Linked DNA regions of Homo sapiens: region 1 is linked to region 2. Evidence: chromatin loops called from intact Hi-C (ENCODE). Cell type or tissue: mesothelial cell of epicardium. All regions are shown on one strand. Each heading gives the region's core, and the rest is flanking DNA. Links, peaks and the distances in the headings are about the cores only. Region 1 holds the start of LOC105370109 (a long non-coding RNA gene). Region 2 has its middle 120 kb from the start of LINC00621.

Evidence for each region. A loop is a pair of places that touch in the nucleus more often than their neighbours do. Peaks named below come from ENCODE experiments on the same cell type or tissue, not always from the same donor. Only the 100,000 strongest peaks of a DNase experiment are listed, where the experiment ranks them.
Region 1: a loop joins it to region 2, with 18 times the contacts of the local background. A loop is called at or near these places in 1 of 110 quality-filtered maps.

The regions. Positions count from the first base shown.
Region 1 is chr13:22,881,806-22,886,204 of GRCh38, reverse strand. All of the region lies in intron 2 of LINC00621 (long intergenic non-protein coding RNA 621), which reads left to right. LOC105370109 (a long non-coding RNA gene) reads right to left here and starts at 2,018. Exons shown (of 3, transcript NR_187640.1): 1 at 1,910-2,018. RefSeq lists an enhancer at 2,463-2,512. In mesothelial cell of epicardium, for the core only: no CTCF peak of the experiment used is centred there; a DNase peak (open chromatin) is centred at 2,059.
Region 2 is chr13:23,035,811-23,040,209 of GRCh38, reverse strand. No RefSeq gene overlaps it. Among named protein-coding and RNA genes, the nearest start is that of LINC00621, 120 kb to the right of the region's middle. In mesothelial cell of epicardium, for the core only: no CTCF peak of the experiment used is centred there; no DNase peak of the experiment used is centred there.

The sequences.
Region 1 (4,399 bases), core at 82-4,081, 150 kb after region 2:
TGAGAGACACGAAGTGAAGTTAGTGTTGGGAGATGGAAGCTGGATGGCCCTCGGTGGCTGCCCCCAGGGACTTCGGAATATAGCAGAGAGAGCTTGGCATGACTTATTATTCCAGGCTGTAGAATCCTGGAAAAGAGCTACCATGCAGCCCACACCTGGTCGACTGGAGGACCACCTAGTGGAAAGGGGACATTCTGAGCCTCTGCCCTGCCATGTGCACAAGCATAACAATTGCTTTTGTTTAACGTGCAGATGGAATATTTGATCCATTTCATCCAGGCATTTGCATCTTGGTATCCTGTCTTAATTGCCAAAGTTTGTTTTAAGTCTTTAACTTCTATGATCCTTTAGTAAAATGAATGCTTCCTTTAGCACCTATTTTTGTTAGTTTTTAGACCAAAGAAAGCTAAACACCATTTTATATTTAATAATGCTTCTTGTATGATTTTTATACCAGAGAAGCTAAATTTTATCTTTATATTAGTGTGTTATTAATGTTAAACTTAATTTTAATAAAACCTTGTAGACATATTTATCCAATTTTTCATGTTTGACTATAAGGTAAGATTTTATAGACTCTTTAACCTTTTATAATTTTTGTTAAAGAGCAGGTTGATGCTTTAAGAAAAATCTGTTGCATTTTTACTTTAATGTCTAGTCTACAGAAAAACTGGATGATACCTTTTTAACTTTAGTTAATATGTTTACACACAGAATTTTCTTTACAATTAACGTTTTAAAACTTGCTTAAACTTTTAAAACAATATTTTTTTAACCTTTTAATGTAGGTAAAAATTCACATTCTTATGCCTCCTTATAATCTTTTTATCAAAGGTATATTTTTTTATACACCTTGCACATAAACTGTTTCTTCAGTAGTACTCAGGAGGCCTTATTACTTTTAAGTTATACAACATTTTTTGCATAAAATTTTTGATAACATTTTTTCTTTCACAACTTTCACAGACAATTTTTTAACATGTCTTAACTTTCTGACTTATTACAAACTTTTTTTCTTTAAACAATCAGTTAATTTATTTCAGGACAAGAATTTACCATATAACATTCTTTTTATATAAATTCTGCCTCCCCCCTTTTTTCCCCTTTTTTAAAGCGAATTTTCTTTATGTCTTTGGACTAGACTGTCTAAGGCCACAAGATTAGAAGTTACCATAATACATGCTACACTTTTAACTTTTAGCAAACTTCACTTTTGTTGAAAACCTTGTAAGTTTGGGATTTCAATTATCCTTTGCTATTAATAAGACCTTGTTTAGTCTAAATTAACCTAGAATTGGTATAGATGGTCTTTTTTTTCTCTCTGCTGGTCTTTCCTTGCCTCTGCCAGCTGCTCATGCTGCTGTTCTCTTAACTTCTGTAGGGGGGAAGGGGGTCTAAAACCAGCTGTAACTGTCTATGTATGGAAACTGGTCTGGGTGCCTTGGCTTACAGGTTACCTTGTGCCATACCTTTGAAACAAGGGACCTGTCCAGGCTTCCTTCAGATGGCCAACCCACCTTTAATGCTGGCCAGTCTGTTTCACGCAAAGTTCTAAGTTTTCCTGGTGTCACAGTAGCACTGTAATCTCCCTTAAGTTCTTTCTTGAAAAAATTTTTTTTTTCTCCAAGACAGAATACCACGCTCACACCACACACACTCACCACAAGACAAAGAACGGGCAAAGAGGGCAAACACACACTTTTACCGTTTAAGCCAAACCAAAATCACGAAATTCAAAATCCGAGTACCAAAAAATTCAAGCCAAGTCAAAACCAAAACCAAACCAAAGTATCCAGCAATTCAAATCAAGTCAAATCCAGAACAAAAGTGCCAATGCAGGCACACCGTGGGTGATCAAGCCACGCTTCCACTCAGATGGAGTGGGGCAAGTTCCAAAGACTAGTCTTACCAACTTTTAGATGTCCAGACTCCAAGCGCCAGTTCCTTCCCAGTGTTCAGCCACTGTGTGGATCCTCCACGGGGGCCTGCTACGTGCTGCTCTGGCAAGGCGTTCCAATGGGGGCAATTTCCTAACCGGGAGCGCTCTTTGGATCGCGTCACTCAGGCTGGCCGGAGTCCCCTGCAGGGATGCTCCGCGGGGCAGGCCTAAGCTGCCTAAGGGGCTGCCTCGGCCATCCATCAGTCACCTCGTTTCCCTGTCAGGGAACCAAGAAATGTAGCAGGACGAGCCACAGACAAAACCTCTCAGACAACGAGTCGTAGAAGGAAGGGCTTTATTCAGCTGGGAGCATCAGCAAGCTACTGCCTCAAAATCTGAGCTCCCTGAGTGCACAATTTCTGTCCCTTTTAAGGGCTCACAACACTGAAGATTTCACATGAAAGGGTCGTGATTGATTTGAGCAAGCAGGGGGTACATGACAGGGGCTGCATGCACCGGTGGTCAGAAAGAAACAGAACAGGGTAGGGCGTTTCACAATGTTCTTTTATACAATGTCGGGAATCTATGAATAACATCGGTTTCTAAGTTATGAGTTGATTTTTAACTAATGGGTTTAGGCCAGGCAGGCCCAGGCCTGGTTTCAGACCTGGGGCTGGGCTGCCTGTCTTTGATTTCACTTCCTTATTTTTTTATTTAAATAGCTACTGAGTATAAAGCAATATGAGAGGGTCTCTTTCTTCCCTCAGGCAGGCTGAGGCAGGAGAATTGCTTGAACCTGGAGGTGGAGGTTGCGGTGAGCCGAGATGGTGCCATTGCCCTCCTGCCTGGGCAACAAGAGCAAAACTCCATCTCAAAAAAAAAAAAAAGATTTGACCTAATTGACTCCATCTTGCTCTTAACCTCCAAGCTGTCCTTGTTCATTCCTGGGCATAGACCGAACTAACTTTGGGAGGAACTTAGTTTACAATTTAGCTATGAAACAAAGATGATAACAGCCCTTTCCCAACAAACCTTCCCATTGTCTGTGAATTAGACTGCCTACAGCCGCAGGATTAGAAGTTATAGTAATCTTGCTAAATTCAAGATGCAGCTATTTTCATTATACCCATGTCAATGTCCTATTTATTAAAAATTACACAAGCAAAGATCATTCTGATTTGGGTTGGGTTTTATAACCCTTATGCCAAATTTTGACACCTTATAGTATTTGGTGGGGGTAAGTATGAAATTGCTTGATTAACAAATACAAACAAAAATGTCTGCTGGCAATTCTTAACACATTTCTAATATTACTTTGCCAATAATTTTAAAGCTAGCTTATTTATTAAAGATTTTATTTGTTACATAAACTTGAAAAAGCATTTGACTAGTCATTTTTTAGTATTTGATTTAAGCACTTTTATTTTTATGTCAATTAACTAGAGCTCTTTTTAGTAGTGAAACATTTTGTATACAACACATAAATACACAAAAAGACGTATTAGGCATACAGATGGAAGTACATTTTATAGATTTATAAAGACCCAGTCGGGTGTGGTGGCTCATGACTGTAATCCCAGCACTCTGGGAGGCCGAGGCAGGTGGATCACCTGAGGTAGGAGTTGGAGACAAGCCTGACCAGCATGGAGAAACCCTGTCTCTACTAAAAATACAAAAAAAAAAAAAAAAAAAAGCTGGGCATGGTGGCACATGCTGGTAATCCCAGCTACTCAGGAGGCTGAGGCAGGAGAATCACTTGAACCCAGGAGGTTGTGGTGAGCCGAGATGGTGCTATTGCATTTTAGCCTGGGTAACAAGAGTGAAACTTTGTCTCAAAAAAAAAAAACCAAAAACAAAAAAACGACAAAAGACCCCTGCATTTTGCATTTTTTCTGTCTTAGACTTTCAGATTCCAGATAACTGGTTTCACAGCCCTAGGCAGTTGTCAGCTAAATAGCCTTAAATTTGCACATTAAAGGAAACAACTCAGGTGAAAATCAAATAGCAAAATTTACATCATAAGGTACAGAAAAAAACGTCTGGTAGTGCTAGAGGGAGATGCTTTTACAGTGTACTTTTTTTTTTAAAGACATTTTTGAGTGTCTAAACTACATTCTTCTTTAAAAATCCAAGAGTAGCTTCTGTTGCAATACTATTTTAGTCAAAACATCAGGTGAAAACAGAATTCAGTCAACTGAGAAGAATACAAAAGCAAACTTTTGCTCAAAAAAAAAGCAAGGCCTTAGGAGAGTGGTCTCGGTTAACTTGGAAAGCTTGTTTGCCACAGTTGAGGCCGCGCCCACCACACAGCCTCAGGAAGTCCTGATGACATGTGCCCAAGGTGGTCCGGCCACAGCTTGGTTTTATACATTTTAGGGAGACATGAGACATCAATCAATATATAAGAAGTACATTAGTTCCGTCCAGAAAGGCGGTGACAGCTCAAAGCAAGGCCCCCCTACTGGGGGCTTCCAGGTCACAGGTAGGTGAGAGACAGATGGTTGCATTCTTTTGAGTTTC
Region 2 (4,399 bases), core at 257-4,256:
AAATAGTAACTATAAGAAGATATTTGCCCCTAGGCAAGTGACAGCTTCTCAACACTTAAAAGAAAAAGAAATAAGCATAGTGGTTTTTGAGTTTAGGGGAAATAAAAGATTAACTAGGAAGTCATGGATGAGTTTTGAAAAAAGGTTAAGATATGCTCCTTGATTTTAGATATATGTGTAACGCAGGACTAACAGATGCATAAAACAGAAAAATGTGAAATAAATGCAAAGATCATTTGACAAGAAAATAAAGTTGAATTAATTTGCTGTATTTTGATTGGGAAATGTATCGTAGTTTTTCAATTAAATAAGAAATTAATTGAATATCTTACTGAAAGTATGTCACAGCACTTTTAAAAAATCTATTTCACTTTTAATTCATGTATCACTATTAGCTTCATTAGCAGCTGGAACAGATGTTTCTAGATTGAAGTGTCAGCAATTTGGATGCTGACCAAAACTTAGACTCATGTTTGGCTTGAGTGAAAATAGAGTTCTTTGACAGCCTCACTGCCTGGAAAGATTTCTTGCAGAATGATTTTTTTTAGTTAATACTACGAGCAAGTTATTTGAAACAAAACTGCTATCTTGGTATGATACATTTAGTTTTTGAGGTAAAAGAGAGATAATCTAAGTAAGTGAATGCATATAATATATCAGGAAATAGTGAGAGAGGACAAAGTAAGAAACTGGCCATGCAGGCAGTTAGGGTGGGTCCTTGGTAAAACTCTTTTATACAAAGAACACCCTGAAAATCAAACTGCAGGCCTCAGATAAGAAACAGCCCATGTCCTTGGAGGGAAATACTTCTCTGTGAACCCGTATGAACAAATTCCACTCCTTTTTTGGACACATTTTTCTCTCCTTGGGTTGCCTTAGTCTCTTACTTTTCACCTACTGGTCTCTGACTTTTCACCTATTTTACATATGCCTACCTTTCTGTAATTAGCCATGGGCTAAGTCTTCATTTACATAGGGTGAATCATCACTTTAGCCCTGATGGCGTGGGCCAAGGTCCCAAACCAAGCCTTCACCTCTACCTCCAATTGGATCTTTACACTATCATACCTTTCTCTAAGTGATGGTTTCTCCAAGATGGCCTACAAACCAGTCAGCACATTCCTCCCCTTCTAGCCCATAAAACCCCAGACTCAGCCTTGTAGTTGGCAGCCCTCTCTGCTGTGAAGAGCTTTCTTTTTCTGATTAAACTTTTGCTCCAACCTCAACCTTGTGTCCACGCTCCTTAATTTTCTTGGTGGTGAGACCAAGAACTCCAGGTACCACCTCAGACAACAAGACTGAAACATTGTGGTGCATTGGCAAGACTGCAACAGTAACAGAGTTTTGCTTTACAGTGGGAGAGAGGTTAAGGTCATGTACTTTGGTAACTAAAATAACTGGTCCAACTTCTAGCTCCGTTGCTTTCTGGGTTATCTTGAGGCCTCTTAACTTCTTCTCTGCTTCAGCTTCCTCTTAAAGTGATCACAAGGTCTGGCTTAATAGGGTTCTGGTAAGGATTAAAAAAAGATAGGTTCACAAACTCTATACTATGGAGCCTGGCATGGGATAAGTGTCCAGTACACATGAGCTCTGATGAGCCCTTTTCCAGGGTATGAACTGCCATGGTGTCAGTGGGAACAGAGACCCCCAACTCTGTGGTTATCACCTTGCCTACTGCTGGTGCTATCAGCCACTTCCATAAACCTTTGTGAATCTTCACAAAATAATTTGAGCTTACTCTGCCATCTCAGGATATCTTAGAAAGGCATTAAATAGGTTTCTAAATAGCTGTCTGTCATCCTGTAGTGCTTTCTTCTACAACAATGGAATCATCTAAAAATAATTTTTCTTCATTCTGCGGATGTCACTGTTTTATTTTATTTTATTTTATTTTATTTTATTTTATTTTATTTTATTTAAGTCAGCAACTGCTCAGGGTGGATTTGTGCTTCTGAATCCTCTATTGTGGGCTGTATTTATTATACCAAAAAATAATTGAGCACTGGTGGGAGTGGAATAGTGAGTCATTTAAGACAAGTTAATTCATCTGTAAATCTTGTGCAAATCACAATCTGTGTTTGAATGAAGTGTGGACTGCTTTTAACTTTCCTTCTGGTATTACTTACTTTAAAGTGTCTGATATACAACAATTGGACTCACAAAAAGGAATATAAGAGAAAGAATATTCACTCCTTTAAAGCAGTTTTCACTTCACAGAATTTAGAGTTTTCCCATAATAAACTGCCATTAGCACCTCTGTGCTTTCTAGACAGTTAATTTCCAGGCATCAAATCTACAGGGCAAAGAATGGAGTCTAAGTGTGAAGATCACCAACTGATGATGAATTTGAAATAAAGAAAGTATCCCCTGAAATGCTAATGGAATTCAACAGAAGGAGGATTACACTTGTTACAATTGCAAAATTGTTAAATCTGGAGGGGTGTGGGATAGGGGAGGAAGGATACACAGGGAACCTAAAACTATTATGCTTTTAGCTAAACATCTCCAACATTTTAAGATGTAAACAATAAAACTTACACTTTTATTATTTTGTTTCTTTTTCCAAACCATGTGCCTGAAGGATCAGGTATGAGCTCTTTTGTTATTAATTTGGAGCTCTCAAATGTGGTCCCAATATAATGTGTCGCTTTATAACTCTTCCTTTACAGAAGCCTTCCAATCTAACAAAATTTATGTGTTTATGGTTTTACAACCTCAGCCCAGATTGTTTTTGGTCATCATTTTCTACACTGTGCTCCCTTCATATAGCTTGTCTTCCTACATGTCTTCCTTCCTTACAGGTGCAGACCCTTCCTCAGTTTACACTTCCTTCCTTTACCCTGAAGCCTTCCCATTTTAACCTATGCCATAGGTAGTTTGCTGAAACTGAAACTTTCAATCAGGTCTATAGGGCAAAGAAATGAAGCTTATTTTCTATACCACTGATGCGGCATTATCATATGCTGTCTCACTGGGCTACTAATCTCCTGAAATGTCTTATCTTTTTTTGATTATATTCAAGTTTCTTCCTGGTAAGGTTCTCAAATGAAAAAAGGCAGGTGCAAAATGCTACATATGGTATAATCTCATTTTGTTTAAAAAATTATACATAATACATATATAACATATGTATAAATTACATGTAGTATATGTACATTTTATAAATGTGTATATATTTATTATATGTATGAATAGAAAAAGATATGGAATAATATACATTAAAGTCTAATTTCTGAGTGTTGGAATATAATTTTTATTTTGCTCAAAGGCATTTCTAAGATAAAAATAATTTTTTACTAAAATACTTTTTAAATAGTAAAAGTCAATTACTTTTATGTTATAAAATAAAATATGACAGATATTTTAAAAAAGAAATATATGAAATAGACACTAAAAAGTAATATTATGTATGAAGGTCATTAATAATTTGTAAAAGTATAATTCAGAAAAAGTTATAATAATTCTCAACTTGTAACCCAATAACATAGCTTTAAATACAGAAAGTGAAAATTGAGAGACTTAAAAAGAGCTATAAATACATGTAGTGGAAGATGTTAACACATCTATTGAATTAATTATCTCTTTAAGTAATTAATTTATGAAGAGACCAAAAAAATTTGAACAGCAAAACTAATGTGCTTTGATTGACCTAATGAAAGTATATAAAACCTTTCAACTAATAATTGGAAAATATGCACTTTTTCAAATGTGCATTAACGCTTAGGAAATTTAGCCACTTCCTTGTTTTTTTGTTTTGAGACAAGGTCTCGCTCTGTCACTCAGGCTGGAGTGCAGTGGTGTGATGTCGGCTCACTGCAACCTCCGCCTCCTGGAGTTCAAGCGATCCTCATGCCTCAGCCTCCGGAGTAGCTGGGACTACAGGTGCTCACCAGCACACTCAGCTAATTTTTCTGTTTTTAATAGAGACACACAGTTTCTCCATGTTGGCCAGGCTGGTCTAGAACTCCTGGCCTCAAGTGATCCGCACGCCTTGGCCTCCCAAAGTGCTGGGATTACAGATGTCAGCCACCATGACTAGCCACAAGAAAAGAAAGTTTCTAAGCATTTCTAAGAAGTAGTGTCAATCTAATCATGTTCTCTTACAATAGTGCTATTAAGTTAGAAATGAGAAAATAAGACAGCAAAATCCTATTTGTAATCTTTAAAAAAATAGAAATTAGAAAATCTGTACTAAAGTATCTTTTCACACATCTTACCCATCTTATTAAACAAATGTTGGAGAAGAGTATTTCAAGGGAAATTTATAGTTTTAAATGCTTATAAAAGAGGAAATAACTGCCAATGAAGAGGCTAAGTGTGCAGTTTAAGAAACTAGGGAAGAATAAAGTAGAAGAAATGAAGTAATACAAGTACAAGCAGAAATTAATGAAATGAACTC